3 separate regions of the Homo sapiens genome follow, and regions 2 and 3 are each linked to region 1. The links are chromatin loops, found by intact Hi-C in ENCODE. Cell type or tissue: mammary epithelial cell. All regions are shown on one strand. Links, peaks and the distances in the headings refer to the core of each region. The heading gives the core; the rest is flanking DNA. Region 1 has its middle 17 kb from the start of TPP2. Region 2 overlaps BIVM (basic, immunoglobulin-like variable motif containing). Region 3 has its middle 58 kb from the start of ERCC5.

What was found. A loop is a pair of places that touch in the nucleus more often than their neighbours do. Peaks named below come from ENCODE experiments on the same cell type or tissue, not always from the same donor. Only the 100,000 strongest peaks of a DNase experiment are listed, where the experiment ranks them.
Region 2: it touches region 1 in a loop (15-fold over the local background); 5 of 110 quality-filtered maps call a loop at or near these places.
Region 3: it touches region 1 in a loop (7-fold over the local background); 3 of 110 quality-filtered maps call a loop at or near these places.

Annotation. Positions count from the first base shown.
Region 1 is chr13:102,574,886-102,585,386 of GRCh38, reverse strand. No RefSeq gene overlaps it. Among named protein-coding and RNA genes, the nearest start is that of TPP2, 17 kb to the left of the region's middle. RefSeq lists an enhancer at 818-917. In mammary epithelial cell, for the core only: a CTCF peak has its summit at 4,634 (motif pointing left); no DNase peak of the experiment used is centred there.
Region 2 is chr13:102,822,221-102,832,721 of GRCh38, reverse strand. BIVM (basic, immunoglobulin-like variable motif containing) reads right to left here. Exons shown (of 11, transcript NM_017693.4): 8 at 1,025-1,157. It overlaps BIVM-ERCC5 (BIVM-ERCC5 readthrough), which reads right to left. Exons shown (of 23, transcript NM_001204425.2): 6 at 1,025-1,157. Among named protein-coding and RNA genes, the nearest start is that of ERCC5, 19 kb to the left of the region's middle. RefSeq lists an enhancer at 6,411-6,912. In mammary epithelial cell, for the core only: a CTCF peak has its summit at 6,549; a DNase peak (open chromatin) is centred at 6,661; H3K4me3 peaks cover 221 bases; H3K27ac peaks cover 1,904 bases.
Region 3 is chr13:102,899,061-102,909,561 of GRCh38, reverse strand. No RefSeq gene overlaps it. Among named protein-coding and RNA genes, the nearest start is that of ERCC5, 58 kb to the right of the region's middle. In mammary epithelial cell, for the core only: a CTCF peak has its summit at 5,709; a DNase peak (open chromatin) is centred at 5,071; H3K27ac peaks cover 845 bases.

The sequences.
Region 1 (10,501 bases), core at 3,623-6,122:
CAGACCCCATACACACTTTAAAATCAGATGCAGATATCTATTGCTTGAATACTAAGAAAAATATTTCCTCAACTAGTGTCTCCAAACCTGCCCAAAGATCTGAATCACCCAGCACTCTTGTTAAAAATACAGTTTACCTGGGTTCCACTTCAGACCTACGGAATCAGAAGCCCTAGTAGAAATGCATCGTAATTTGTGTTTTAAACAAAGATCCTGGGTGATTCTTGTCATCAGGAAGTTTGGAGAACACTGACCTAAACTGTATTTATTTGCTGTACTTAGTGCTGGTATAGCACTACAGTCCGGATAATTAAAACTGGGAAGTTTCTCTAAGATATTTTTATGCCATGGAGCAGTGTGCCAGTTGTCAGCTTCCTGCCTCTCCTCTTCAAATGTACCTTCTCTGCTCTGCTTTTGATACTGGAGCTGGACCCTGTAAACTTGTCTCCCTTCCTAGATGGCACAAGGTTAAGCTTTGAGCATTTTTGACTTGTGTTTTCTCTAATTTAACCCCTCTTATTTTCTTAAGAATCCATTAGGATGAGGTTCACCTTTGAAACTGTCTGTTCAAGGACCTCCACACTGCTAACTCTGAAAGCTGAGCCTCATGTTTTTATTTGACCATTGTCCATAGCATTTGACACAGTTGAGTGCTGCTTCTTCCTCGAGAGACTGTCTTTGGTTTTGAGAACACTGCTCTCTCCTCATGTCTCATGTTTCATGGCTCCAGCTGCCTTTGCTAGTTCCTCTTTTTTTTTTCCTGACCTCTGAATGTCAGCATGATCTAGGACTCAGTCCTTGAACCTCTTCTCTTTTCTGCCTACACTTATGCCTTTGATGATGAAATCTAATTGCATGGCTCTGAGTACCATCAGCAACCTGAAGATTCTAAAATGCGAGTCTCCAGCTCGACCTCTCTCCTACATTCTAACTCCTGTTTGATATTTCCACTTGGATGTCTAACAAGAATATCACACTTTACATGCTCCAAACTTAACTATGTGTCTTCCCCAGATCTGTTCTTCTTCTAGTATTCCTCTTCTCAATTACACGAAACTTTAAAGCTTCTAGTTGCTCAGGCCAAAAATCTTGTCTCCTCACTCTTCTGCCATCCATCCAATCCATTTTCAAAACCTGTTGGCTTGATCTTCAGAAAACGCTCAGAATCTGATTACTTTTCATCACCTCCACTGCTAACATTTTCATCCAAGCCAACATGATGTTTTGTCTGCATTATACAGGAACCTTCTCTATCAGGATAGCCTGGGTTATGTTGTAATCAAAATGGCCCCCCAAATCTCAGTGACTCCAAACCACATGTTCTCTCTCTCTGGCATGATCATCATTGATTTACTCCCTGACATCTTCTGTCCAGGCTCTGGCTCATGGAGAAGCTGTAGACTAGAACATTGCTAGACGACCATGTGGTTAATGGAAAACAGGGCATAGTGAAGGATATAGTGCTCTGAACACTCTGTCTGGACATCAAACATGTCCCCTCTGCTCCCATTTCATTGATGAAAGCATGGACATGCCCGATTTCAGCATGACAGGGAGGTATGGGTGATCCTTGTTAGTCACGGTAGTTATATTCTACAAGGTTGTAGCAGACATTGAGTTAGCAAATTCTGAACCACTGCTCCTATGCTAGGAAATACAGGATTATGTTCCTGTGAGCTTCTGGCTGAAACATTTTTGTCAACTGAGATGCCACCCTGTTAGGTAGATTTATTTGCCAACTTCCTTGTAAAACAAGCCAGCCTCACTGATGTTCAAAACCTGCTCTTCCATACAACCCTTTTCCTGCATAATACTTAGCAGGCATTTTTAAAAATATGTATTGAGGGAGTAGAAAAGATATCAGCCTTACCCTGGGACTGAGTCAATGGCAACTTCTTGTTCCACAGGGTTAGGGAAGACTATGAGGAAATTAAAGTTGTTTGGAAAAATCCAGGTGGCATTGCTTTGTATGTTGTGATGGGGAGAGGGGTGAAGTGCAAAAGCCCCTCACACCCTCCATCTCACCTCAGACTGTGTCCTGGAACCCTGGGCAGAGAAGCCCCACTCACACTCCTGCCTCTTGGGATTACTGGTGGCCATGTAGTGATGGAGAATGACAAGTAAGAAGAGCAAGCCGCCTGGCATGTTGGTGAAGATGGCGAGCTGCACTGTTGTGGTTGTCTCGGTCAGCTCTGCTGGGCACTGACACTGTCTGAGCACACATTGGAGGCAGGATACCTGGAAAGCATCTTTGTAGGCCAACTGAGTCCCAAGGGGGCACTTCAACCTCGTAGCCCAATCAGAGTGGCCTTTCCAGCCCTGCTACCTCACCTGCTCCGGCAGAGGTTTTAAAAATTCTTCCTCAGCCTCTTGATCGCAGACCGTACCTCAGCTGTAAGTTCAACATCTCACGTCATCTGGCCTTTTGAATGAAATGAGTGAGCCAACCAGTAGCTGAGAAAGCTTTAACGTTTTCTTTGTCCTAAGGAACATAACATAAATGTCTTTGGCTTTCAGCCTCGAAACAATGCTGTCCACATGCTTTTTAAATCAGTGGTTATCTCATCAATCCATGTTTTCCATAGTGATATGGTTTGGCTCTGTGTCCCCACCCAAATCTCATATTGAATTGTAATCCCTTCATTACAATTCATACAACCCTTTTCCTGCATAATACTTAGCAGGCATTTTTTAAAATATATATTGAGGGAGTAGAAAAGATATCGGCCTTACCCTGGGACTGGTCAATGGCAGCTTCTTTTTCCACAGGGTTAGGGAAGACTGAGGAAATAAAAGTTGTTTGGAAAAATTGTTGAGGGAGGGATCTGGTGGGAGGTAATTGAATCATAGGGGCAGTTTCTTCCATGCAGTTCTTATGACAGTAGTGAGTTCTCAAGAGATGTGGTGGTTTAAAAGTGTGGCATTTCCTCCTGCCCCACTTCCTGCCACCATGTAAGAGGTACCTTGCTTCCTCTTAGCCTTCCACCATGATTGTAAGTTTCCTGAGGCCTCCCCAGCCACATGGAAATGGGAGTCAATTAAACCTCTTTTCTTTATAAATTACCCAGTCTCAGGTAGTTCTTTATAGCAGTGTGAAAATGAACTAATACACATAGGTTTATAATACACTGTAGACATAACTCCAGCACTTTCTGGAGTGCCCTTGTATACAGACTGATGAATTTCCACTGCCTTTTCCTGGATGTACCATACTGTTGATTCATTAATATTGAAGTCATGGCCAACAGCACTGAACTCATGCCTGAGTGAAGTTTCTCTGTGTGTTTTCTCCGTAAGGGCACATCATAGTCTTCTTGTGCTTAGGAACGCTAGGCAGCACTTCTATTTGGGGGCCATTTTAAACAGCACTATTACCAACAAAATGTGCAAAAAACATGCCAAAAAAAAAAGCTTGGCATTAAATAGAACCTGAAAAATATGTGGATTGTTTTCCTACTTTCCTTTTTGGATAGCTTGTTGTGAGCGTATAGGAATGCAACTGTGGTTGCCATGAAGCTTGCATATGAGCCTCAGAGCTGTAATAGCCCATTTTGAGATTACAACTTAAGTTGGATTGCATGTGAAAGCTCTACATGTTTACTCCCCCTACCTTACGTTATTGATATCAGAGTGTATTTTTATATTGTGTACCTATGAACAAGGTTTTGTGGTTACAGTTATTCTTAATAGTTTTGACTTTTAACTTTAATACTAGAGTTAAAAGTGGTTTACACAGGGCCCTGTGATGGAGAATTAAACTCAGATCACACCTGGGATTCAGACAGGCATTGCTGCATTTGCGGCACTAACATAAGTGAAGGAAAAAGAGTGATGATGGGCAGCAGGTGGTCTACTATGGAGCTAGAAGGGAAAGGGGAGAACCAGTCTTGCAGGTTACATTGAGCCTTGCTCAGAGTGGAGGCGGTGGGTGGGGGTGATTTGGCCCATGGATCCCTGATGTGTGCTCATGTTGAAGAGTGGGATTCCTCCACTGTCCTGTCCTGTCAGGGTAGCCAAGGAAGGGCTTCTGCTTCCAGTGGGAATGAGACATGATGACCTTTACAGTTCCTTCTAACTTTCAGAGGTTGCACACTGCAGTAGTAAAGTGCACAGAGTGGAGCTAGCCTGGATGGGTTTGAGTCCTGGCTCTCTCACCTGTCAGCTCTGTGACTTGGGGCCAGTGACTTAACCTCTCTGTGCCTCAGTTTCCTCATCTAGAAAAAAATAGAGATGCTAATCCAACAATAAGACCAATTCCATGGGGATGCTGCAAAAATTAAATGACTTTGTATAAAGTATTTAGAACTATCCCTAGCACATCATGAGAGCCAGAAAAGTGTTTGCCTTTTTGCTTAAATGGCTGTGATATTTAAAACTGGCCACAATTGATAGTTAACTGCAAATCTACATATTGTAAAGAAGCATGCTGTCCTGATAGTAAACTTTTAAAACACATGTTCAGTTTTATAATTATAATTCCACTATAGTTATCATAAGCAGAAGTACACATTTCTTTATTCTTTTATTGATATAAAATTTGATTCAATATTTATTTTGTGTATATGATTAAATCCTAGAAAATGCGTCTTGAAAGCAATGCGTTTAGATTGGCTTTGCAATAGTGCCACCTTCTGGTTGAATTCCTTCTTTACAAGCCCGTATCTTGTCTAGACTCATCCTACTGCGCTTGGTAAATTGTGATTTTGTTCTAGGAGATACCTGAGTGAGGCATGGTAAACCGGTCCCAGCAGACCACTCCCTGAAGATGTTGGCTTGATATGTGCTGGAAGATGAAAAAGCATACAGAATGCAGGACAACATAAAGAAAATAGAACCGAGAAGTTATGCTAAGTATATAAACAAACCAAGAGTATGGATTGGAATGCTGTTTTCTTTGGACAGATCAATGTTCTTTTGGAAAGATAGAATGAAGCTGAATAAGTTGCAGAAAAGGTCAAATAAAATGATTGTGTCCAAAAGACTAGGGTTTTTCTACAGTTTGGAACAAACAGACAGAGGCAATGCAGTGTTTAATGACTGTTCTGAAAAAATAATTATGATATTGTGGGGCGAAGGAGACTCTCACAGCCAAAAGTTATGAAAGAGAGCCACACTCTACAAATTATAGCAAATTTGGGGACATATTAGGGTGAAGGGAGATGGAAAATAAAGTACGAACATACTATATAGTAGGTATATTACCTATATGATCTAAATTTAGTTGTCTAGACAACCACGCCTTACAATTGGTCTTATCATCCTTTCAGACATCAGAAAACAGAAGCTCAAAAAGTTAGTATGTTGCCGGGCGCCGTGGCTCACGCCTGTAATCCCAACACTTTGGGAGGCTAAGGCGGGCAGATCACCCGAGGTCAGGAGTTCGAGACCAGCCTGGCAAAACCCTGTCTCTACTAAAAATACAAAAATTAGCTGGGTGTGGTGGTGGGCACCTGTAATCCCAGCTACCCCAGAGGCTGAGGCAGGGAGAACTGCTTGAACCTGGGAGGCGGAGGTTGCAGTGAGCTAAAATTGCACCACTACACTACAGCCTGGGCAACAGAGTGAGACTCTGTCTCGGGGGGCAGGGCAGGGGGAAGTTAAGTATCTTGGTCAATTTCATAGAATAGCTGACAACTGTCTCTGATTCCAAAGGCTATGCTAATGCTAATGTACCATATGTTCCCCCCATTTTCATTTTATTCTAATTAAATAATTTATTTATTTATTTTGAGACAAGGTCTTGCTGTGTTGCCCAGGCTGGAGTTCAGTGGTGCGATCCTAGCTCACTGCACCTTCAAACTACTAAGCTCAAATGATCCTCATGCTTTGGCCTCCCAAGTAGCTGGGACCACGCCAACACGCCTGGTTAATTTATTTTATTTTATTTTTTGAGACAGGGGTCTCGCTTTGTTGCCCATGCTGGTCTCAAACTCCTGGCTTCAAGTGATCCTCCCACCTTGGCATCCCAAAGTGTTGGGATTACAGGCTGAGCCACCATGCCCGACCTATTTTACTATTATTTTTTAATTTTTAGAGAAAGAAGAAAAAAGAGGTAATATGAGCTAATATTCTTTCAGCATTTACTTTGTACCATGCACTATACTAAATTCTTTTACACTTGTGGTCTCAGTTACATTTATTTATTTATTTATGGAGACAGGGTCTTACTCTGTTGCCCAGACTGGAGTGCAGTGGCACCATCTGGGCTCATTGCAATCTCCACCTTCTGGGTTCCAGTGATTCTCCCATTTCAGCCTCCTGAGTAGCTGGGACTGCAGGCACACACCAAAATGCCCAGCAAATTAAATTTTTTTTTTTTTTTTTTTTTTTTTTTGTGGAGACAAGGTCTCACTATATTGCCCTGGCTGGTCTCAAACTCCTGCTCAAGCAATCCTTCTGTCTTGGCCTCCCAAAGTGCTGGGATTACAGGCATGAGTCACCACACCTGACTCCCTCAATTACTTTTAAAGTTATTTATTCAGTTTCTTTTCCTCCTTGCCTGTAGCCAAAATCCTCACTCCCATCCTCACAGGGTGCAGTTCTAAGGAGTGCAGTGCACACTCTTTTGCATGTATGTGCTACTGGCAAAATGTGTATTGCTGTTGTATGTGCCTTTATTCTAACTTATGTTTGTTGTATTGTCTTATTTTGTTTCTTTCTTTGTTCACTCAACACTGTTTTCAAAATCTCTATGTGTTGTCCTGTGTACACCATCCAACTACCTCCAACAGCTGGCTAGTGCTCTATTATGTGCTTGCGGCCTGGTTTACCCCTCCATTTCCCAGGGATGGCAGAGCAAGGACCGTCTCCGCTTATGCTTCGTACAGAGCTGGGTGAGAATTCCTATGAGAGTCACCCAGGATCCATCCTTGGTAGGCCACAGTGAACAGTCTACCTGCATTTCGACAGGGACCTGTCTGACTCCTCCCCAGAATGGCTGCTGAGAATCGGGCCAAGGCTCACCAGCAGCACAGGCAACCCTATCTCTGTCTCTCTGCTAGCAGTGGAATTATCCAGTTTTCTAAGTTCTTCCTGTCTGATTAGTCTAAAATGAAACCTCATCATTGCTTGAATTTGCAATTCTGATATCCAACGTATTTGAAACGCTCTTGATAAATGTAGTGGCACTTTGTTTCCTAGTCAGATCTTTTGTCCATTTGACTTGTTCTTTTTGATTTGCAGGAGAGTGTCACATAAGGTTCTATTATTCTCATTTTTAGAGATGCAAGAATTTACTCTCAGTGAGGTTCAGTGACTCGTCCAAGGACATCAGAGTAAGCAGTGAAGCAAATGTTTGAATCCAGAGTCATGCCTCTGAAAGCTGGATATTAGGGAACAATTTGGTGAATTATCTATTAACCTTAATCTTGTCTTTCTTAACCTTGTCCATCAGGTTAAAAAAACTTCAGCATTTTGATTGTTGAGAAAGAAGATGGCTCAAAACAAAAGAGTGAATTTGTCTTTGATATATTTGATATCTCCTTTCCTTTCTCTCTCTCTCCCACATTCTTCTTTAGGAAATAGTTTATTTTTCATAAACTAAAACCAAAAGAAGATTAATCACCCCACAATTCTATCAGTGCTAGATAAGTACTATGTTATGTCAAGTGCCAGCCTCCCTTACCTTGAAAATATGTATAAGGGGTCGTGCGTGGTGGCTCATGCCTATACTCCTAGCACTTTGGGAAGCTGAGGCGGGCAGATCACCTGAGGTCAGGAGTTCCAGACCAGCCTGGCCAACATGGTGAAATCCCATCTCTACTAAAAATATAAAAATTAGCCAGGCATGGTGGCATGTGCCTGCCATCCCAGCTACCTGGGAGGCTGAGGCGGGGGAATCACTGGAACTCGGGAGGTGGAGGCTGCAGTGAGCTGAGATCGCCCAACTGCACTCCAGCCTGGGTGACAGAGCGAGACTCCATCTTAAAAAAAAAAAAAAATATGTATAAGGTGTCTAGGATGTGCCATCTCCTGTTCTAGAAACCATGAGAAACAAAGAACACAAAATTTCAGTTAGACTGGAGGAATAAGTTCAAGAGATCTGTTGTACATCATGGTAAATATAGTTAATAACAATATGTTGTATACTTGCAAATTGCTAAGAGAGGAGATTTTAAATGCTTTCACCATAAAAAGATAAGTATGTGAGTTAATGCATAGGCTAAATAGCTTGATTTAGCCATTACTCAATGTACACTTATATCAAAACAGCATGTTGTATACCATATAGATGCACACACAATTTTTACTTGTCAATGAAAAAGAAAGACCACTTTCCAAAAAAGGTATTTAAAATTAAGTAATCCAGTAAAGGAAACAGAATTTTAAAGGCATCATAATATTCTAAAGAAAATTTAAGGTCTAGTTTGGAAAGTGTTATCTTTGTAAATATTATGGTAGTGATAGTTTATAATTCTGTTTCTCTACTTTTCACTTACTGATGTGTCCTGGATTCATATTTCATTGAAATGTATTGATTATATTATAGAAACTATTAATTCAGACTTTTTTATCTTTATTTAAATGGTAAACAAAACTTTGAAAAAATCAGGCTCCTCTAAGAGCTAGGAATATGTTTCATTGCTAATAACAGAGATCTGAAATAACAGTGGCTTAAGCAAAATAAAGGCTTATTTTTCTTTCCTAAAACATTATGGAAGGCCGGGCATGGTGGCTCATGCTTTTAATCCTAGCACTTTGGGAGGCCTAGGCAGGCAGATTGCTTGAGCCCAGGAGTTCAAGACCAGCCTGGGCAACATGGTGAAACCCTGTCTCTACAAAAAATACAAATAATTAGCTGGGCATGGTGGCACACACCTGTAGTCCCAGCTACCTGGGAGGCTGAGGTAGGAGGATCACCTGAGCGTGGGAGGTCAAGGCTGCAATCAGCTGTGGTCATGCCACTGCACTCTAGCCTGGGTGACAGAGTGAAATCCTGTCTCAAAAATAAAAATAAAATAAAATAAAATGTCACAGTCAGATGTAGTCAGTTCTCATTGGCATGCTGGTATCAGAGAGCCAGGCTCCTTCTGCATTTCTGCTTTGCACCTGGATTTTCATCCTTAGGGTTTCTTCCTGGGTGACAGAGGCCACTGGGGTTCTAGCCTTTTATATCCATGTTTTAAGAAGGAAGAAAGAAGAAGAGGGGGGGACAAAATGGATGTATCTGCCAGTTGAGTAAATATTTTAAAATAACTTTCTATTTCTTACACGGTGCTGAACTTCTCTGTCTACAGGGGAGCCTGGGAGATGTTTAGCTGCTTTCACTGCCACAATACAGAGGTTGTTTAATAAGAAGGAAAAAGAACTATTGGGTAGGCAACTAGCAGTATCTGGCACAGCTCCTAACTATCTTTTATTCAGTACAAGATCACCCACTGTGAATGTGTACTTAAATATACTGAATAACACCTTAAGAAATAACAATTTTAGGCCTGGGCACCATGGCTCATGCCTATAATCCCAACACTTTGGGAGGCTGAGACAAGAGGATCGCTTGAGCCCAGGAGTTCGTGACCAGCCTGGGCAACATAATGAGACCTTATCTCTACAAAAATAAAAAATAAAATAAGAAAACAAAATTGGCTGGGCATGGTGGCTTGTGCCTGTAGTCCCAGCTACTCAGGAGGCTGAGGAGGGAAGATTGCTTGAGCCCAGGAAGCAGAGGTTGAAGTGTGCTGAAATTATGCCACTGCATTCCAGCTTGGGTGACAGAGTGAGACACCGTCTCAAACAAAACAAACAAACAAAATTTAAAGTTCCAGGTATTAAAAAGAAATGTTCAAACCTATAAAAAAATCTCTCCTCTTACTACCTGATCTCAAAATCTACCAAACTGTAACAATCAAAACAGCATGGTACAATCAAAAGCAGACATATAGGCCAATGGAACAGCATAAATAGCCCAGAAATAAATTCACTCATTTATGGTCAACTGATCTTTGACAAAGTTGCCAAGCACACACAAGAAAGGGAAGACTAGTGTCTTTAGTAAAGGACGTTGGGACAACTGGATATCCACATGCAGGAGAATGAAACTAAACTCTAATGTCACACCACATAGAAAAATCAACTCAATATGGATTAAAGAGTTAAATAGACAAATGGGATTACATCAAACTAAAAAGCTTCTGCACAACCAAGGCAACAATTATCGGAGTGAAGAAACAATGCACAGAATGGTAGAAAATATTTGCAAGCCATACATCTGATAAAAGGTTAATATCCAAAATATATAAGAAACTCAACTCAATAGCGACAAACCCAAATAACTGGATTAAAAAGTGGGCAAAGGACTGGAACAAACATTTCTCAAAAGAAGATAAAGAAATGGCCAATGGGTATATGAAAAAATGATCAACATCAGTAGTTATTTGGGAAATACAAATTAAAACCACAATGAGATACCATTTTACATCTGTTAGAAACACTGTTATCAAAAAGATGAAAGTTAGTAAGTGTTGGCAAGGATGCAAAGAAAAGGGAACACTTATACACTGTT
Region 2 (10,501 bases), core at 5,085-7,584, 250 kb before region 1:
CAGAGCTTCCTTGCAATCAGGACAAAGGGGGAACCCAGACAAATTCCATATTCTTCACTTTAAGAAAAGAAGATGCTTTTTAATTTACTCAGTTGTGACAATCTTCTTGACACTAGATTCTGTAATATATTGTTCATGTGGGACGTTGGATGAGGCACTGTGACATAGTCTATAAAATCCTTTGCAACTGTTTTATAATAAATGTAAAAATTACTTTTCAGGAAGGGTGTGGTGGCTCACACCTGTAATCCCAGCACTTTGGGAGGCCCAGGAATAAGGACCACTTGAGGCCAGGAGTTTGAGACCAGCCTGCACAACATAGCAAGACCCCGTCTCTATAGAAAACACAAATTAAAAAATTTTATGAGCTGGGCATGGTGGTGCATGCCTGTAGTTCTAGCCACTCAGGAGGCTGAGGTAGAAGGATTGCTTGAGGCCAGGAGTTTGAGGCAGCAGTGACCTATAATTACACCATTGCACTCCAGCCTGGATGACAGAGTGAGACCCTGTCTCTAAGAGAAAAACAAGTGACTTTTCAAATGACTTTTTCCTATAATGACTGAACAACAGTATCTAAATGGATATTTTCAACAGCACAATTAACTAAATGCAATTCTGCAGAAGAATAAGTCATAATGTTTAAAGAATAGTCTAACTTGATGTCAGGAAAGCAGATGGCCAAGCCTCCCAATATCACAGACTTTGAATATTTTTTAATTTTTTTAATTTTTTTTTTGCAAGTTCTGCCTCCCGGGTTCACGCCATTCTCCTCCCTCAGCCTCCCGAGTAGCTGGGACTACAGGCGCCTGCCACCACGCCCGGCTAATTTTTTTTTTTTTTTTTTTTTTGTATTTTTAGTAGAGACGGGGTTTCACCGTGTTAGCCAGGATGGTCTCGATCTTCTGACCTCGTGATCCGCCCACCTCGGCCTCCCAAAGTGCTAGGATTACAGGCGTGAGCTACCGCACCCATCTATTTTTTAATATTTCTTAAAATGCACTTTCTAAAACACGTCAATGCTTACCTGAATGCTTTATTAGCTTTAACAGGGGTTGCTTCGAAGCCAATTGGACAAAAATAATGATTTTGGCAATGATAGATATAAGCCAGCGATTCATCTTTCAATCCACGGGTTAACTTTGACAGGGCCCCTGAAGCTATTAAAAACAAACAAACACACAAACTGAAAGCCCATAAAGCAGTGTCCATGCTTTACACAAAGGACCGGTTAAGGGCTTAAGGACAGAAAAGACATTACTTGGAATACACTGACACTGCTGGGGAAAAACAAGAAGCTATTGATAGGTACAAAAAATGTTAATAAATGTATTCTGTTTTACTCTTTAAACTGAAATTCAGGTAAGCTCATTAGCAAACTAAAGAACTAAAATATGTCCTTGCTTACCAAAACCTTCTAATAACACACATACTTGTCTATGAAATTTACCTAGTGTATTCAGCAATGGTTTCAACTTTTCTGGTTGTACACAGCTGTCACTTAAAATTCTGAACAAGCATGCCCAATGTTAGCACATGCATTTATAAAGTATATACATATACCACTGTACTAATATGTCTTTATAAAAGATATACAAAAAGTTGGAATTTAAAATTAGGTTAAAATATAGAAGTTCTAATATATATGCAGTACACACATCCCAACTTAAAAAACTACTGATGTATATGAATAAAAATAAACTCCAGGTAATAATCAAGTTCTAAAAATGCAAACTTCTCCTACTAATGAGACAGCCAAGTAAAAACGGCTTCCTGGAGAATCTCCAGCTGGCCTGCGTGCTGGGAGGATGGGGTTGGGCCTCAGGAAGTGCCCGCTGTTTGCAGAGGGGAGGACCTTGGCCTCTCCTGTCCCTGTGTGGCAACCTGGGATTCAATCTGTGAGATGGGGGCCTGTTAGCAGGAACCCTTCTCGCTTTGCTGAGTTTTTTCCTTTTCACCCAATAAATTCTGTTCCCCTTCACCCTTCAAAGTATCTGTGAGCCTAATCTTTCCTTGTTGTGTGATAAGAACCCAGATTTTTCTACACACACTTTAATCTTTACACAAAACTTATGGAGGCTAGAGGAGTAGTCTTCACAAGCCAAGTGACAAGATAACATCTCTACAGAGACAGGCTGGTAGTACCACCACAACCTCTTATGCCCACTCTTCCCTGGACATTTGCCATAACTATAATAGTGGTCAATTTCAAAAGTATTACCATAAGAAATGACTTTTCACCAGCACTTAGTACTCAAAGCCATTAACTGAGGTTTCATTAACTGGCATGTCCTAGAAGAAGCTAAATTATTTATTCATAAACAGCCCATTAAAACTAGAAATCCTAAAAATAGATGAAGCAGATGAAAGCTTGCAAGTCATAGTTTCAGTGATCGACTTTCTGGCCACTGAAATAGCTGAAGACCACTAAGAGCAGCAGGTCCACGGCCGCAGAAGAGAGCCAAGGAGTGATGCACGGTCCCTCAAGTGCATTAGTAGGGAAGATGGAACAAGTAACTTTTATATAAGGTGGAATAAGATAGTGCCACAAAAGGGGCATAGAATTCAAAGGAGAAAGAGCACATCAGGTTTGAGGAGTCAAGAAGAAGTAGCATTCAAGATGAAACTTAATGAAGTGTCAGGATTTCAACAATCTAGACAGAGGAAAGAGCATTAGGAGAAAACAAAACCACTGGGGAAAAGGAATATACTCAGGGAACAGCCCGTGATCTAGTTTATAGAATACAGGGTAGGATGGTATAGAGGAGCCTACTGTGGGACAATCCAACAATTTCAGGCCAAAATAAGAAAAAGATCACCCTCTGAAATAAAAGATAGTAAATACAGCATTTATTTAATTATTTATTTTATTTTATTTTATTTTTTGAGACAGGGCCTTGCTCTGTCGCCGAGGCTGGAGTGCAGTGGCATGATCTCGGCTCACTGCAACCTCTACCTCCCCGGTTCAAACAATCCTCATGCCTCAGCCTCCCAAGTAATTGGGATTCCATGCACTCACCACCACGCCCAGCTAATTTTTGTATTTTTAGTAGAGACGGGGTTTCACTATGTTGGCCAGGCTGGTCTCAAATTCCCAAAATCAAGTGTCCCGCCCCTCTCAGCCTCCCAAAGTGCTGGGATTACAGGTGTGAGCCACTGTGCCGAGCCAGTAAATACAGCATTCAACACATTAAGGTAGTTGTCCAAGAAAGTAATTCTGTGTATGAGAAGACACAAATGTATTACTGAGGGAAGCTAAATTCAGAATGAAGTTGAGTCTGTACTTCAGTATAGCTTTAAAATCTGAAACTTAAGCAACAAAGCAACCACCACCAAATGCAGAGCCATGATCTGCACGGCATAGAGAAAGGAGAAAAAAACTACAGGAATCCACTGGCCTGCTGCATGGAGAAGAGCAGGTATTCTGAGCAGCCAATAAGAGAATTCTGGTCCCTTTGAGATTATGTTTCTTACTTCAAGTTACTCTGTTAACATTCTGACATTCTGAGTTTGCTTAGTATGAGCTTGTCCTGTAGACCCTGATCATCTATAGAGGAATGCTAGATAACTCCATAAGAACTTATAGAGTATATTTTTACACCTTCAAAGACAAGAATAGCTTCTGAAACTCTGATAGGTAATCCAGCAATCTAACATTACTCTGCAAGGTCCTTATTCCCCTGACATCTTTTTTATTTTAAAAAAAAAAAAAAAGATGCCCAGGCTGGAGTGCATGGCACAATCTCAGCTCACTGCAACCTCCACCTCCCGGGTTCAAGCAATTCTCGTGCCTCAGCCTCCCAAGTAGCTGGGATTACAGGTGCACGCCACCATGCCCAGGTAATTTTTTGTATTCTTAGTAGAGAAAAGGTTTCACTATGTTGGCCAGGATAGTCTCAAACTCCTGGCCTCAAGGAATCCACCCACCTCGGCCTCCCAACCTGCTGGGATTACAGGCGTGAGCCACTATGCCAGCTTCCCCTGACATCTTAAATACAACTGGTACATGGAGGACAGCAGGGGAAGGCCAATTTGTGTCAGCTTGGAATGACACTAAGCAGTTTATGCTGTAAGCAAGCACCAAACAGCTCCTAAAGAGGAAAGGGGTATGTTAGCACTGCATGTTCAAGAGATTTATTATTTGTGTCTAATATTAATTGGAGAAAACCAGTACATGAGGAAAACAGAATACTAATGTATTGTCCACCGGAGATGTACTGAGGTGCTTCAGTAAGCTGGTAACAACAATCATGGTGAAGCGATGTGTGAGTTATACAGGAATGAGGCCAGAGACGGGTCTTCTCTGTTAAGCAAAAGTTATGAACTGCAATACCCACTAGAAAAAACTAAATACATGAATATAAATGCAATTTTCAAGCTAGCTGATTAAAAAAATGAGTCTGGACTTGCCTGGTGCAAATGTTGGTGGCTAAGTGAACCCATACTCGGAAGTTATCTGAACAGAGACCTAATGTTGGCAACTCCTAGAATAAATTTTCATTGTGACTAGTGACATCTCTGAAAAAAATACTGATATTAACAGCTAAGTCTTATCAAAATCCCTGGACTTCACTTTTATTCCATTAGTGTGCTTAGTTTACAGTTACTAAGAGCCCACTGGACATAAGCACCGGGGAGTCCCTGAATCACAACAGCGTGGTCCCCAGGAAAACGTAAAGCCCATTGTGAAAAACAGGCTTAGTGGTCCTTAAAAAACAATTTAAGCACAAAGAGAAGATAGATTTAAAAGTGTTTTTAAACAAATAGCGCCACTGACAATGGTTTTCACCAGTGAACATCCCAGAGAGAAATCAGAAAGCCTATCTCTGCAACTCTTTCTTCCACAATGGGAGAGAACGGAAGAGACGTCTGCTTTACACATGAACCACCCTACCGCCTGAATACCATCAGAATTCATAGGGTAACGTGTAATGTCGTGGGCATCATATCTAGCATGTAAGGGCTACTCAGAACAGTCCCTATGGTCAAGGAGCTGGACACTCACATTGAACAGGTGAAACATAATAAAACATAGCACATAGCAAATGGAAAATGATGGGTGTGAAAAATCAGTACTAGAGGAATTTAGAGGAATCCAGGGCTAAGGTGGCCAAGGAACATATCAGAGATGAAGCAGGGCTTAACTGGGTCCCCCAATTAGCAAAGGTAAAGACAAAAATATTCCAGGAGGCGTACGCAGATTAATTATCCTTCAGGAAATGCACACAGAAAAGCAGTAAAAAGTCGAATATTCTGGAAAAAAAAAATTGAAAGTAGGAATAAAACTTGAAAAATATATTAAAACTTACTCAAATTACAGTAAGCACCTCAACCCCCTAACAAAAGAAAACAAATTTAAGGAAAATAGGTAGTTTATCCCATTCCTCAATGAAAAGTTTGGATGTATGCTGGAGGAAATTTAAACAAATAGGTTAAAAAAAAAAAAAAAGTCATTGGGACCCAATGCTACACATCCTAGATTATTAAGGGAACTGGTTAACACATGCACCAAATCATTACATTTAAATAAGTCACAAAGAACTTGGGAGGTACCAGACTATTGGAAAATAAAATAAATAAAGTACAGATATTCAAAAGATCTACAAATGAGAATTTCTAGCAAAATTATAGTATAAAATCTTAAAGTTGGACAAGACAGTTGATCAAAAATCTTTTAAAATTCCAGAATAGTGATTCCTAAGTCAACTCTCTCCATGGCCCTTTTAGTGTTTTATTCCATTCCATTAATTATAAAAGTATATGTTCTTACTTTGGGAATTTGATTAAATGTATATAGCTGATGTTTCCTCGATACCCAGAGTTTCTTTGATAGATTTTCTCTCTTATTCTAATTTCTCTGGGTCTTCCTGCTTCCCTTAATTTCCTTTACTTTGACTGACCCATCTCTTCATCTATCCTCTCACTCCATCTAGATACTGCTGATATTAATAGAAAAAGCCATTAACTACTCAAATGAAGTCCTCTTCTAATCAGCAGGCAAAAAGAAAACAAGTAAAAGGAATTATGAGACTTGTTCTGGTGTCTCCCAGGGCCTTACTCATAATGCAGTCTTGGGACACAAGACTGAGAACTGTATTGTAATAGCTTTCCATTATATCCGACACGTAAGTATGACATTCGTTCCAGTGATTATTTCTATACTCCCAGACATGCATTTTGGTCCACACCCCATTAAAAGAGATATAAAGCCACCCTATGAATCAGTTAGGAAGTGATTCTGAGACAATCTTAATCTCTTACTATTTATAATGTAAAAGGCAATGTTCAAGGCACTGCTAAGATGTAAAGTTGAAAACTTCAGATTCAATGAGTTGGCTCATTTCCTGTCCTTAGGAACACACGAAAAACTGTCAACTGAGAGACTCCAGAAGACAGAAGGAGGACGCACTGGGTTCTGATGGAAAGCAGGGCAGATCTAGCACACAGGTGCAGGTGAGTGTGTGTCTGGGAGTGTGGGGAGGGGAGAGCAGGTAGGAGCCAGAAGGAAAGATGAGCTACAGAAAGGGAAAGAGAAAACATTTTCCTTTCCACATCACAAGAGAGAGCTCTTGCAAAGGAAGAATGCCAGCTTTGGAATGGACAACAAAATTCTCTCTTAGAAGTTTCGTAACCCCAATCTCCTGAATTCCTCCTGACTCATATCCTCAATTGCGAATTCATTAAATTAACTCCTACTGAGCACCTAAGTATCAGGCACTGTGATGCACAAATGAGTAAGAACTTGGCCTAATCCTCAAGAAAGGCAACTCTAGTTTTTCTGCATGAAACCATACGGTGCACCAAGAATTACCTCGCAATGAAATCAAAGTTCTACCAGAGGCACACATGGTGCTGTGACAACCCAGGAGACGAAGGGATTGAATCCTGCCTGGCAAGCAGAAGAAAAAGCCATCCCCCCAGGTTTTCACGGGACACCACCATATCCATTTGTTACGCTGAAGTCCAGGATGGACAAATAAATAGGAATCCACCAATCACAAAGATATGAAATCCCACATTCCACATGCTCCACAGCAGGGCATCCCATCAGTGAGGCACATAGGCCTAAGGATGACCTGTATCTTGTGAAGAACAGGGAAACATCGAGGAGCCCAGCATGGCTGAACACCAGGGGAGGTAGGCTGAAGCAGGATATTCGAAAGCCAGTCCCTCAAACACCATGCTCAGGAATTTAGGCTTCATCCTCTAGGTTAGGGTTTGGCAAACTCCCACCAACAGGTAAATCCAGTCTCCAGACTGCAGCCTGTGTTGAAATGGGCAGCAAGCTAAAATGGTTTTTACATTGTTAAAAATCAAAAGAAAATTGGGCCAGGCACAGTAGCTCATGCCTGTAATCCCAGCACTTTGGGAGGCCGAGGTAGGAGGATCACTTAAGGCCAGGAGTTCAAGACTAGCCTGGGCAATATAGTGAGCCCCCATCTCTAAAAATTTAATTGAAAAAAATTAAAAAATAAAATTAGTCTGGGCACAGTGGTTCACACCTGTAATCCCAGCACTTTGGGAGGCCGAGGCGGGCGGATCACAAGGTCAGGAGATCGAGACCATCCTGGCTAACATGGTGAAACCCCATCTCTACTAAAAAAAATACAAAAAATTAGCCGGGCATGGTGGTGGGCGCCTGTAGTCCCAGCTACTCGGGAGGCTGAGGCAGGAGAATAGCGTGAACCCAGCAGGTGGAGCTTGCAGTGAGCCAAGATCGCGCCACTGAACTCCAGCCTGGGCAACAGAGCGAGACTCCGTCTCAAAAAAAAAATTAATTAATTAATTAAATTAAAAATTAGCCAGGTGCAGTGGCATGAACCTGTAGTCCTAGCTACTTGGGAGGCTAAGGGGAAAGGATCGCTTGAGCCTAGGAGTTCAAGGCTGCAGTAAGCCATGATCACAGCCACTGCATTCCAGCCTAGTGGACGGAATGAGACCCTCATCTCTAAAAAATAAATAATAAAATTTTTAAAAGTTCAAAAGAAAAATAATATTTTGTGACATGTGAAAATTATGTGATATTCAAATTTCAGGTCCATCAGTAAGGTTTTCCCAGGACACCACCATATCCATTTGTTTACATGTTGTCTATGGCTGCCTTCAAGATCCAAGCAGCTGCATCAAGCAGCTGTGACTGCCCCAGAACCATGTGTCTCTCAAAGCCAAGAATATTTACTATCAAGCCTTTTATGTAAAAACATTTGCCAACTACTGCTCCTCTAGGTTAATGATTTTCAGTACCGACACATCCAGGTGGTTATACAAGATGACCCCCTTTGTGGGCACAGAAACAAAATATTAGAACATTTATTTATAGTGACCCTCATATTTTAAAAAGAAATTAAGCTTTACTAGTATTTATTCTGTGGATTGAGTGTGGATGCTGTCTACACTATACAACCCTACATCCAAAGGTCCCAGGTCACACATGTGCTATCCTGAGAGAGGGGCAGGAACTCCACATGGTGGTGCCAGCTCAGGTTGCTAATTACTGTGCCTTGACACCCCTTACCCTCTCACTTGCTTTCACTGAACTGCTATGTATTCAGTTTACAGGGTGCAAAATGTCATTGGCAGACATTTTATAAAACTTTTAATGAACACAACTGACAGAATCATTATTATACCTTCTAATAACTGGAGAATGACCATAAAAATCTTTTGGACCAGAAAAAGGTTTGGCACATCCTGTGGAAGTAAACATTCAAGAACTATAAAAGACAATGCCAAATTATGCATTTTCTTTTCATGGCACACGAAGACACCTCAAATAAGATCCAGAAGAAACAAGAGACAGCAAAATCAGATATATACACATTTCCTACATTACACCAAATACAGAGGAAAAAGTTTCAATAGATTTAAAAAATAAAAGGGTTTGAAAATATGAGTAAGGAATGAGGTTATTTTTAAAAGCAGATTTTTAAAAGAACTACATATTTTAGAATAAAAATGATTGAAAACCTCTTTTAAAAAACTCAAACTCAATAGGCAGTATAAAAAGCAAACTAGACACAGCTGAAGAGAAAATTACCAAACAGGATAATATATCCTTTCTTAGTTTTTCGTTGCCTGATCACTTACTGAGAGTAGTGTGGTGACAGTCTCACTAGAAACAGAAATAAATAGCAACACAGCATTTAAAGCTGTGTTTTCCAGAAGGATAGACAGGCCCCATGTGAATGCATAGAATTTAGTCAGTAGGAATAAATGCTAGCACTTACTGAGTCCTTACTCTGTAACACAGCGTGCTAAGTACATTACAAGTATGTCTCCTTTTATCCTCACACTGACCCTATACAAATATAGAAAGATAAAAGGTCTACATCAAGGCTCAGCAAGTGACTTGTTCAAGGTCACAAAACTAGTATGTGTAGAAAGCAACATGTAATCTCCAAGCCTGCCTCCAAGTAACCAACCTGATATACCCAATATAGGTCAACAGAAATATATCTGACTTTGTGCTCAGTCTTTTACCTTGGTAAACCATATACCCTCTATTGATAACAATTCTCTTCCTGATTAATCCTTGAGTCCTCTTCTCAAACAGGCCTGGACCTTAGACTTCTGTGTCCAGTTTTAGCATGAATCCTGCTAAGTCAGTTTAGAGAGAACCCACAACCCTTAATATCTAATCAAGTTCCTTACGGACGTCCCCTGCCAACTCCTGATGTCTCAGCCCTTGACCTGCCTTTAGCAAGAAGTCTGTTAGGCTTTAGCAAGAATCCCCATACCCTTGACCCTCTTAGTAATATCCCACCCCCAAACCCCTCGCTGTGTCCCTTGGCTATAAAGTCCCAGTTGTCTTTGTTGTCTTTGCTGTATTCAGAGCTGAGCCTGATCTCTCATTCCTACTACAATAGGCCTTTCACAAGTTTAAAATAAAGTCTTCTCACCCTATTAACAAGTGTCAGAATAATTTTTTCTTTAACAATGTATTACAATTTTCTGATTTACACAGTCAAAAGATTGTAACAATTTTAAAAATGGAAATTGCTAAATAGTACAAATTATTTAATTAGCACATAACTAAAATAATCCTTGAGATCAACTCCATTAATATTTCTGTTATAAACAAGACTATTTTATAGCAGAACTTTGTCACTTCAACAGTCTATTTTCCTGCCATTATATGTCACCACACAGGTCTAACATCAAATATTCTCAAATCCTTACATTCCTTCTTAGGAAGAAAACTGCTAACTCCATGCTGCTTCCTTAGAGTTTTACTAGCATGTGCGCGTACACACGCACATACATACACACACAAACACACACACACACCACGGACCCAAACAATACAATGTGTTAGAGTAGTGTTTGTGATATACCTTAAAGTTCTAAAGGTTCTACATAAAAAGGTTAGAAGAGGTAAAATATTAAACTGCTTATTAAAAAGTGCCCTACAGATTACATGCAAGTAACAGACTGTGCTGAGGGTTTACATAATGTCCCAGGAAGCTAAACAGGCAGTCTTTGAGACGAACTCTAAACCGTGTGT
Region 3 (10,501 bases), core at 4,669-7,168, 320 kb before region 1:
GAATCTTAGGCCAGGTGCGGTGGCTCACACCTGTAATCCCAGCACTTTGGGAGGCCAAGGTGGGCAGATCACCTGAGTGAGGAGTTTGAAACCAGCCTGGCCAATATGGCAAAACCCCATCTCTACTAAAAATACAAAAATTAGCTGGGCATGGTGGTGAGCACCTGTAATCCCAGATTTTCAGGAGGCTCAGGCAGGAGAATTGCTTGAACCCAGGAGGCAGAAGTTGCAGTGAGCCAAGATCGTACCGTTGCACTCCAGCCTGGGGGACAGAGTGAGACTCCATCTCAAATAAAGAAATAAATAAATAAGAATCTTTTTAAAAAATAAAAATCTTTTTCTAGAGATATGGGAGCCTATGCTCTGCTTGGAAACTACATTGTCAGTAGAAATATGGCTATGATCAGTAACTACAGGGGCTAGGCACTGAACACAGGCCCTGTGAACAAGGATGAGGGCTCCTATGGTTCCCAACCAGAGTGGGTGATCTCTGTTGTCCATAGGGAGAATCAGTGCCCTACACATAGCCAAAGAGCATTGCCTGCATGACAGTAACAGTATCAACTGCCCTGGATGAAGACTCCTCCATCATTTTTTTTTTCAAGACCAAGCAAGCGTCTAAAGTTCTTGAACAATTCGAAGAGTAGAGCCCTAATAAGACCAACGTAATATTCTTCTGCTAACCAGGCAGACTGAAGCATACCAATTTTTTCTTAATCTTTTAAAAAATGTGAGAAGTATAATATTATTACACCAGTATTATAGTTTATGTATGTTTCAATAGCAAAACGTAAACAGACCTAGGAAATTCAACTCAAATAAAAAGTGGGCACAAATATGCCAACTCTAAAGGTCAACACGGTTGTCTTTGGCTCTGTGCTATTTTGAAATGATCAGTCTGTGTTGAAGGCTAAGATCTTTTTTAAAAGGCAAGTTCCAAAGCACATTTATTGTTATGACTTTACTTGAGCTTTCTGAAGAAAACATAATGGTTTTAAGAAAATATTGAATGTGGCTTTCAAAATCCCTAAATGAATCTACATATACATAAAAAATGCCTAATGCCACATATAAAGGTCATATACCTTCTTGACCCTTCATCCAGGAGCCAAATTCAGGTGGGTGCCGACGACTTCTCAGCTACTGGTAGATGACCACTCCCTCTTACCTGTTACTCAGCCCGTGCATAGATTTGAGTAATTTCATCAGTTACCAAAAGTGAAGCATTGGACTCTGATCTTGCAAAGCAAATAACTCTTTGGGTTTACAAAGGGCAAAAATTTCCATGGGAAATCCCACATATTATAATCACCCTGGGTGGATCCACATTGGTACACCAATGTGTTCCAATACTATATTTCCTATGAACCAACTAAAGTCAGATTCCTGGAAGGAACACTTCTTGGTTCCTACCATATCTATGAAATGCCTACATCCCCTTACTGAGGTATTAAGAATGTTCAGAAAGCATGCTTCCCATCTTGGTCAGATCACGTCTACACCATTGCCTCAAGCTTTGGAGACCACAATTTAAGAGGCAATATTGAGTAATTGGAGTATGTCCAAAGGGTGTAATCAAGACTGTGAAAGTAACTTCAAATGACAAATGATTGAAAAAGAACTGGTGATGTTTAGCCTGAAAAAAAAAAAAAAGACTGTCTTATACTCTTCTCATTGCAATTTCATAGAAAAGGTTCGTTTTGCATGGAAAAAGGCTTATTTTTTGTTGGTTGTAAGAGGTAAGCAGATTTCAGCTCCATATAAGGAAGTGCTTTCTCATAATTAGAATACACTGTTTTGTCAAAGAGAAGTGTCACTTTCCTGAAAGAATTCCCATTCACCATCTGCTACCAATACTTTTGTACTAAATAAGAGATTGGACTCCTAACCTTTAAGGTAGCTTTAAATTCTAGGTTCCTAATAGTCTGTATATTTGGTTAACTCATAACATACTATACTTAAACACATTTTTTGCATGAGAATTTTGAGTCATTCTGGAACGAAGAGTTTCTTCTAAAGCAACTGGTTAAGTCAGAAACACTTGATTTGATGCCAGCAGATATGATCCCCATTACCTTACAGATTGCTAAAACTGTGAAAGCATAAACTTCAATGTTAGGCTTAGGTTCAAATCCCTCCTCTACCATTTAAAACCTGATGTGACCTATGCAAGTCCCTTAACCTCAATAAGCTTTAATTTCTTCATCAGTAAAATGGGATAATAGTGTTTAGCTCATAAGACTGTTGTAAGGATTTTTTTTCACATTCATACAAGCCATGTATTTAAAGTGTACAATTCAGTGGTTTTCAGTATATTCATAGCATTGCACAACCAATACCACTAATTCCAAAACATTTTCATCACTCCCCACAAAAACTCTGTACCCAGCAGCTGTCATTCCCCATTTCTCCCCAATCCCTATCCTCAGGATAATAAACATAAAGAACTAGGCAAAGTTCCTGGCTCGAAGAAACCCCTTAATATAGGGCAGTTGTTATCAGACATCATGCCTACCACATCCCTACAACATGAGGTTGGAATGTGCTTTTTCCCTGTACTGTTTGAATACTTTCCACATGCCCCAAAACGTACTAGAAATATACACATAGAGGAAGATGGATGGGGAAGGGGAGGGACACAAAAGTTTTTTATGCATAGTCCATAAGCAAATACATAAATACATCTGAACACACAACTCTTTTTTTAAATGTTTTGTTTTGAGATAGTAGTAAATTCACGTGCTGTTATAAGAAATAATACAGAGAGACACATGTACTCTTTACACATACCTATGTAATCCAGCTATTTTTATGTAATCTATCTATTTTCTTATGTTGTGAGGCTTTATTGTTAGTTTTCTGTCCTCCATCCAATTTACCGATGCGGACTAAGAGTGGAAATAATAAATGTGGCTGAGTGGACCCGGTCATGACAGCACTGAGAACCTGGGAGTATTCTCCCTGGAGATCTATGCAGTCACTCTCAGCTTTTCACTTTAGCTTGAGACACTGTCACTCCCTGCTAAGACTTCCTTTCTAGAGAACCCCTGAACACTGCTTGGTGAAAAGCAGAGCCCTTTTCTGTGAGGCTGAACTATTCGGATTCTTGGAAAATGGCGGTGTTGTGGTTCATTGGGCAAAGGATGTAGTTTGTGTTTAACATTGGAATATTCCAATTTCTATTGATTAGATCAATTAATATTCTAGTGCTGAGGTGAGGTAGTATGTTTTCTTTCCTCCAAAAGCAATTACTCTGTATTGACTGAGCTCTAGGGGAAATGTTTCCTAGGACATAGCTGAGGTTGGTTTCAATACAGTTGGAGTCTTTCATGTGGAAAATTCTCTACTTAGCAATTATGTGCAATGAGAAAACTTGAATTCATAAGTGGTTCAGTAAATCACAAGCCATGAAGAGTACAGGAAGAGCCAAAGAGAGAAAGTCTTGGCATTTAGCCAAATTCACCTCACCAATATTTCCCAAAAAAATGGCCAACAAAATCCTGTGGAGAGCATTTTAAAAACACAGATTTCTGCACCAAAATACACCCATCCCCACTCCTGATGGTTCTAAATTCAACGGATTAAGGCAGAACCAGAGAAACAGAATTTCCATAAAGCTTCCCACAAGGGTCCACTCGGGAGCCAAGGTTGGGAACCACTGCTTCAGGCTGGTATATTTCACTGTGATGACCATCCCTTCATAGTAGGAAAGAGTGAATGAACACCTCCCTTCACTTTCACTGTCAAAATTCTTAATTTATTTTAAAATTTTTTTTACAATGATAATAATGAATTTCAGTTTTTTAAATTACTTAATGGAGATTATCTAGTTGGAGGTATTATGATGCCAGTTTCATGGAAGAATATGCCCTGAATTCATCCCAAATTTGAAGAGAAAAAATACTATACCCCACTGCTGCCAGAATATTTCACTTGTGACCAAAAAAAAAAAAAAAAAAGAAAAGAAAAACTCACCGAGCAAGGCTGGGTATAGTGGACCATGTCTGTAATCCCAGCACTTTGGGAGGCCAAGGTGGGTGGATTGCCTGAACCCAGGAGTTCGAGACCAGCCTGGGCAACATAGTGAAAGTCCATCTCTACAAAAAAAATACAAAAAAATAGCCAGGTGTAGTGGCACGCACCTGTAGTCCCAACTACTGGGGTGACTGAAGTGGAAGGATCACTTGACCTGGGAGGTCAAGGCTGTAGGAGTGAGACCCCATCTCAAAAAAAAAAAAAAAAAAAAATCTCACCAATGCCAATCATCTTCTAGCTTATCCGGCAAGTGGTGAAGGTGGGTGAAAACAAGGTGCATGCCCAGGTACACCCCTACAATGATGAAATCAAAAACTCTGACTGAGCTTCCCCCACCATGCTCCCCCATCCCTTACAAACTCCTCTGTACCCCATAAATCCCACACTCAACATTGTCACTGTTCGTGTATATCAGAATCATACCTCTGAAGACCATATAAAGGTTGGGAATCCAATCTCTGGTACTAGGAGCACATTTTTAATTAAGAGCCTGTCTGAATTTGGAGCTATTACACACTGTAGCAATAAAATTAAACACTGTCACTCTCTGTTCTTTAATAGCTGACACACGTCTCATATTCAAAGTCCCCAAACTATAATTTTAAGAAATATCCCCTTAGTCTCTGGCTGTCAAATAAGCTCTGCACAATTTTTCTCACTTCGTCTTCACTTCATAGACTATAACTATGCTTAAAGTGTTAGACTCAAATGGGCATACGTGGCACATAAAGAATATTAAGTGCATGCAAAAATGGTAGCCTGTATCATGCAATCTTGCAAGAACTTGGGAAGGATGGAGCCTAGAGGAATTTGCCCAGGTGGTTCATAGAAGGCCTCTTGGGGAGGTGTTCTTTCCAGAAAGAGGTGCATTTTAGAGATGTGAATCATCAGACACAGCAGATGAAATGAGTGGAGGACACAGTGGAGCAGGTAGGTGGAAGCATCTCCCTTTCGTACCAACGTGCCCCAGTCTCAAATGATGATCTCTGAAGATGGAGACGTAGTGTACAGCCACACAGTGTGTCTCAAAGTCTGGTTCCCAGACCAGGAGCATCAGCATCACCAGGAACTTAGAAACACAAATCTTTGGGCCGCATTCCAAATCACTGAATCAGAAACTCTGGAGTTGGGGTTCAGCAACCTGTGTTTTGACAAAACCTCCAGGTGATTCAGATGCACCCTCAGGTTTGAGAACCACTAGATTACAAGAAATGGAAATCTGACAAGTCCGATCAGACATTTCCTCTTAGGCTGTAAGAAGCAAAACCTCTCTTCCCACCCCAGTGTCCTCTCTGCTTGCTCCCTGTCTTCATTCCCTTACACTGGCATCCTCTTCCCTCTCCTCCCTCGTCACCCCTTCCGCCTCACCACACACCAACGAACACCTGTACGGCGTTCAAAGAACTAGAAACCAGCCCCCATTTCTCCTCTACTTGGAGAATGTATTTTATAACGTGTGCATAGTGCGCAGGCAAGGGGCGGAATTTAAACAATGTCTAATTAAAGAAGACAACACCACACGTTTATCACATTACATTGTTGTGTATTTACCCCTTGCCGCTTTTGATGCATTTGCATATCATCTTTTATAATTCAATTCACTTGCTTAAATCATTTCTTTTATTTTCACTTATTTATCCAGAAGGAAAAGTTCATTTTGCAGATCACTGGGGCCTCCCAGTGGCGATCATCTGTAATTTCATACTCGAATTTTATTCTGGGATCTCTAGGGTAATGGTATCTAAATCCTTAGAATTTCACCTGCTTGGTAGGAGCATGAAATAGAAGCAAAGCAAGCATTTCGTCTAAGAGAGATTGCATCAGCATCCCAGCTGAAATTTCTTCAGATGTTGGCTTTGACTTCTTGCATTTATCAAACTCCGTATTCAGTCATCTGCTTCGTAGAGACGACAATCGGCAGACTTCAGGCTCTGCTGGTCAGCTCAAAATTCAACCAGGAACGAGGACAATAAAGAGACGATCAGAGAAAAACATCTTGTGATTCTTTTCCTCAATAACCTTGGAGTCTCTCCCTCGGGTTTCCATTTCTACCATCCTGCTTTTGAAGTTGTGCCTGTGCCGGGTAGCCATTTCCCACAAGAAGTTTTAAACACAACGTTTTCCCTCCTCTCCATTCTGGAACATTCAGTGGCTGCCTTGCCTCTGCTCTCCTGTGGCAGTCAGCACCGTCCTCTGCACCTCGTGCTCACAGGACAGACTCTGACATCGTGGCAGCTCTCCGAGCCACCCCCCACCACCACCCCTCACCTACCACCCTGCTCCTGCATCAGCTTACATCCTGTCACCTGTCGGAGTCCTCCAGCCAGGGCTTGCAGCTTACTCTGCAATATCGCCCTCCAGGGACAGAGGTGCCTGGCCAACCTCAGGCTAACAGGCACCAAAGGCCATTTCCACTTAGACAAGCACTTTGCTGCCAAAGATATCGGTGTCCTTCCATTCTCCCACTAGGTCCCTACGGCCTGGTCTTTGGCATTGGAAGGCTGTGCTGCCTGAGTCCATGCGGGCCCTCCCGTTGAAAGATTGCTGAAAGGTGGTTTCCAAGAACTGGTGTTCTCACATCACCCCATGGCTTAACTCTGCTGATTCAGGGAGAGTTCCCGCCTAGTAACAGACCTATAAACATCAGCACCGTTCACAGAATATGGCCACAAACAGATCAGATGAGGTTTTAAAGTTCATCCCCACCCCCTTGGCCTTCTCTGCTGAAAAGTCACCAGAGGGCAGCCCGCATTTCATTCATTTCATTCTTCCTGAGCCGTTGCCCAAGCAAAAGAACAGCATTTGCTTCCACCTCAGCATCTCCTTTATATAATACGGTCTTTCGCTTCCCACATTAGTGTTTTAAGATCAACATACACCTTTAAATTAATCGCTCTAATACGTGCTCAATATTCCTTGCAAAGAAAAACTTAGTGAAGTCTTTGCTGGGTATGTATGTGGATTCATAAAATTCTACTCTTGGAGACATATTATGAACAGGAGTACATTTCTGCAGGCTCATCTCAAGAGTAGCCCACTTAAGCTAATTTGTGCTCAGGTGGCAAACGAAGACAAGGTTTACGAAACTGGATAGCTCCAAATTAGCTAGAATAAAATTAAAATTCGAGATTTCCTTGCAGGGCTCAGAGTGGAAAACTTACACAAGGCCATACTCTGTAAACAGCACAAGCTTTGGTGCCGTAGAGACAGAGGTTCCCATCCCAACAACTGCCACCCATGTGTAACCTGGGAGGAGGCTTATTTCTGTGGAGCCACATCTTCATATATAAATTGGGTTAATGCCGCTAGGGTTGTCAGGATGATTCAGTGAGATGCTATACTGGAAATCTCTAAAAACAGTCCTGAAAGCAGTGACTATTCCACTAATAATGGTTATTACTTCAGCAAAGGTTCGTAGAAGCTACAGTCTTTCCAGCGAGTCATCAGAACAAGTCACTCCTATTTGCCCCCAAAGCTTAGCACACACACTTCCTTCTGCCTAGGACATGTCCCGTCTCTCCTCTCTGCCCTCACCTCCATCTCCTTCACCCAGCTAAACCTTCCCTCAGAAGCCCTCACTGTGCCCTGGTTGTGGGTTAAGCTCCCCCTGCCAGGACACCTAGCACTGATTGGTTTTCATGTATTCCCCCTACCAGGCCATCCCCAGTTCTGCCTCTGCCCATCTGCACTGGGCTCATGGCCTCCGTGAGGACTGGCTCTGTCTGTCTATTCACTATTGTGTCTGCAGCCCCTGCTTGGCACATTGTGGGTTTTCAGTAAATACTGAATAAATAAATGAATGAATGACAACCATTAGAGGCTTCCAAAAGAAGAAAAACTAAAATTCAAGGAAAGTAAAAGGTAGTTGCATTACTTATTCTTTATTCAACTATTTATTATGCATTAATTAATAGTTGCATTCTTATAATTCCCTTTAAGCCTCCTTGAATTATTTCTTAAAAAAATATGAAATCTGTTTCCAAGAGTTCTAGTACTTTGTTCCCCTGACCCCTTGAATGTTGCACAAAATGTTTCCTTAATTTCTTTCCAATACGTGATTACAAAATGTGTTTATTATGTTTTACATCTTCTAATTCTTAAATTGACTATCTATTAATCACAGAGATACTAAGGAATAAGGAAATCCTTGGTAGAAAAGTGTTAATAATTTACCAGTTGCCAACTGTACTTTTACCTCTGCATGCCAGGTAGGTAGAAGCATTACTCATGTTTTTTAATCTAAGAATTTCTTACATTTTTATGGCCTGTCCTTTGGGCTTATTTATGATGGTTTGTGACAAAGAGACAACCTTTGCCATTATGATTTATACTCTACTAACAAATAAAACACAGAAGTAGATAAGAAGCCCAAATTAAATCATGGCACTAGATAAGAACACCCAAATTAAATCATGACACTAAAAATAAAAAAAAAAAAAATCCAGTGGAGGTAATTTAAAATTAAAACAAAGAGTATAGGCATTACAGACTATGGACAATGAGAATATAGAAACTTTCAAAACCTAAACTACAAAATCTAGCATTTGCCAAATAAGTCACTTTAAAAATTTTATACTTATATTTGTAGCTTCATGAAATAATGCCCGGCTATTAAAATATTTTTAATGGCATATTTTAATCTTATTCTGTTTGTGCTTTTGTTTGAAACACCAAGCAATATTTTCTGGTTTGATAAAGTGTTCGTGGTTGGCAGAAGATATTCAATATTTTTCTATGTTTTTTCCATTAATACCATTTATCACAAAACTGACCTGGATATCTGTTATTGCTTTTAGTAATCCCTTGAAATTGCTTGATGGTAAATGCCAATTCTAAAACTTGATTGGATTTCAGGAAAAGACAATTGCCTTAGAAACAAAGAAACAAACAAAGAACAGAGAGGAAAAATCCTGCCTTTGAGCAGGATTTTTGAGAGTAAAAGCATTGCTTATGATAGAGACCAAAGGTTAGTTCAATAGAATAAGCAGTCAACAGTGTATGCCCAGCAATCTAAGTACTACACAGCCATATGCGACCTGAGTAAACACAAATGTCTAGCTCAGGAATCCTTCAAAAAGGAGTTAATATGACTGCAGAACTAATTGATGCTAACCAAGGCACCTAAGACACAACTATCCCGTTAATACTACAGTATAATTATACAGAACGCTGTCTTTGATTTTGTGTGGAACTTGAAAGCAAAGCAAATATTGACACTGGACTTGCAGGTAATATCCTAGACTTAATTTCACATCACAAACTCAAACACGGTGATACCTGGGTGTGGAACTCATTCACAAACCACTTCCAGGCTTCATAAGGAAGATAGAAGGAACTGGGTCCACACACATGCACACTAACACAAATGTCTATAATTTTTAAATTTTGCTGTGCCTGTATTCCTATTAACACTTCTACAAATTATTCACTTGCTCCATTCCCAATTTTATTTCCTATTATGGCCTTATAATTTATTTATGACTTAAAAAAACATATTTTTGACCATTTTTATTTTCTTCACCTACAGATTTCCATGAAAACTAAATTAAAATGAAGTAGGAAGAAGCACAGTATATTAAATTTATTTTAGTCTTATCAATAAGCTTACTTGTCTGATTTACTTAGGGTTGACTTTAATTCTTTTATATCTACAACCCAAGGTCACCAGCTAGTTTTCCAATTTAATACCTGCAAATCTCTTCTTGTATCAAAATTCTACTCAGTAGATGTGTTTCACTTCCAAATGATATTTAGAAATTATTTGTCTGCTCATGTGCAAATGGTGCTACCTAAACAAATGAGACATGGTCTCTGTCTATATAGACCAGGCTTTCACTGAGAAGGCCAAGCTCCTAGACTCTGAGGCCTTAATGAAGAAAAGGAACAGTCCATTCTGTTATGCTTCATCTCTTCCACAATATAATAAGCATCCTATTTGGCTGCAGATATGTTAGGAAGTTACCCAATGTCACCAATTCTTTATCCAAAAGAAAGGGAACAGAGTATGAATACGGAATGAAAAAAACTTTTTTTATAAATTCTGGTAGACAAAAATTGGTACAAATAAAAGAGGCTGTATCATTACATTCCAAGATAGAAGGTTTTGGTGCAGTACTTAGTTTCCAAAGACAGTCGATACGGTCTAGGGAACAGAACTCTCAAGGTTACCTGTGTGTAATTTTAAGCTGCAGAGAATCTCCTGCAGGTTGGGGTGTCTTCTGTGGAGTGATAGCTATTCTGCATTAACCTATATTAAAACCTTGACAATCAGTTAAGTTCATTCTATTGGAAATCCAGAAAGTTACTGAAAGAATTGGACCAAGGTTTTTAATAACATAGTCTAACTTGTCAAAAAGCCAGATAAAAAGGTGCGAAAATTCACAGTATAACTCCCTTGGATGGAAGTTAACAAATCAATTCCCAGTCCAAAAAAAAAGAAAAAAGTAAGGTAGAAAAGGCCTACTCT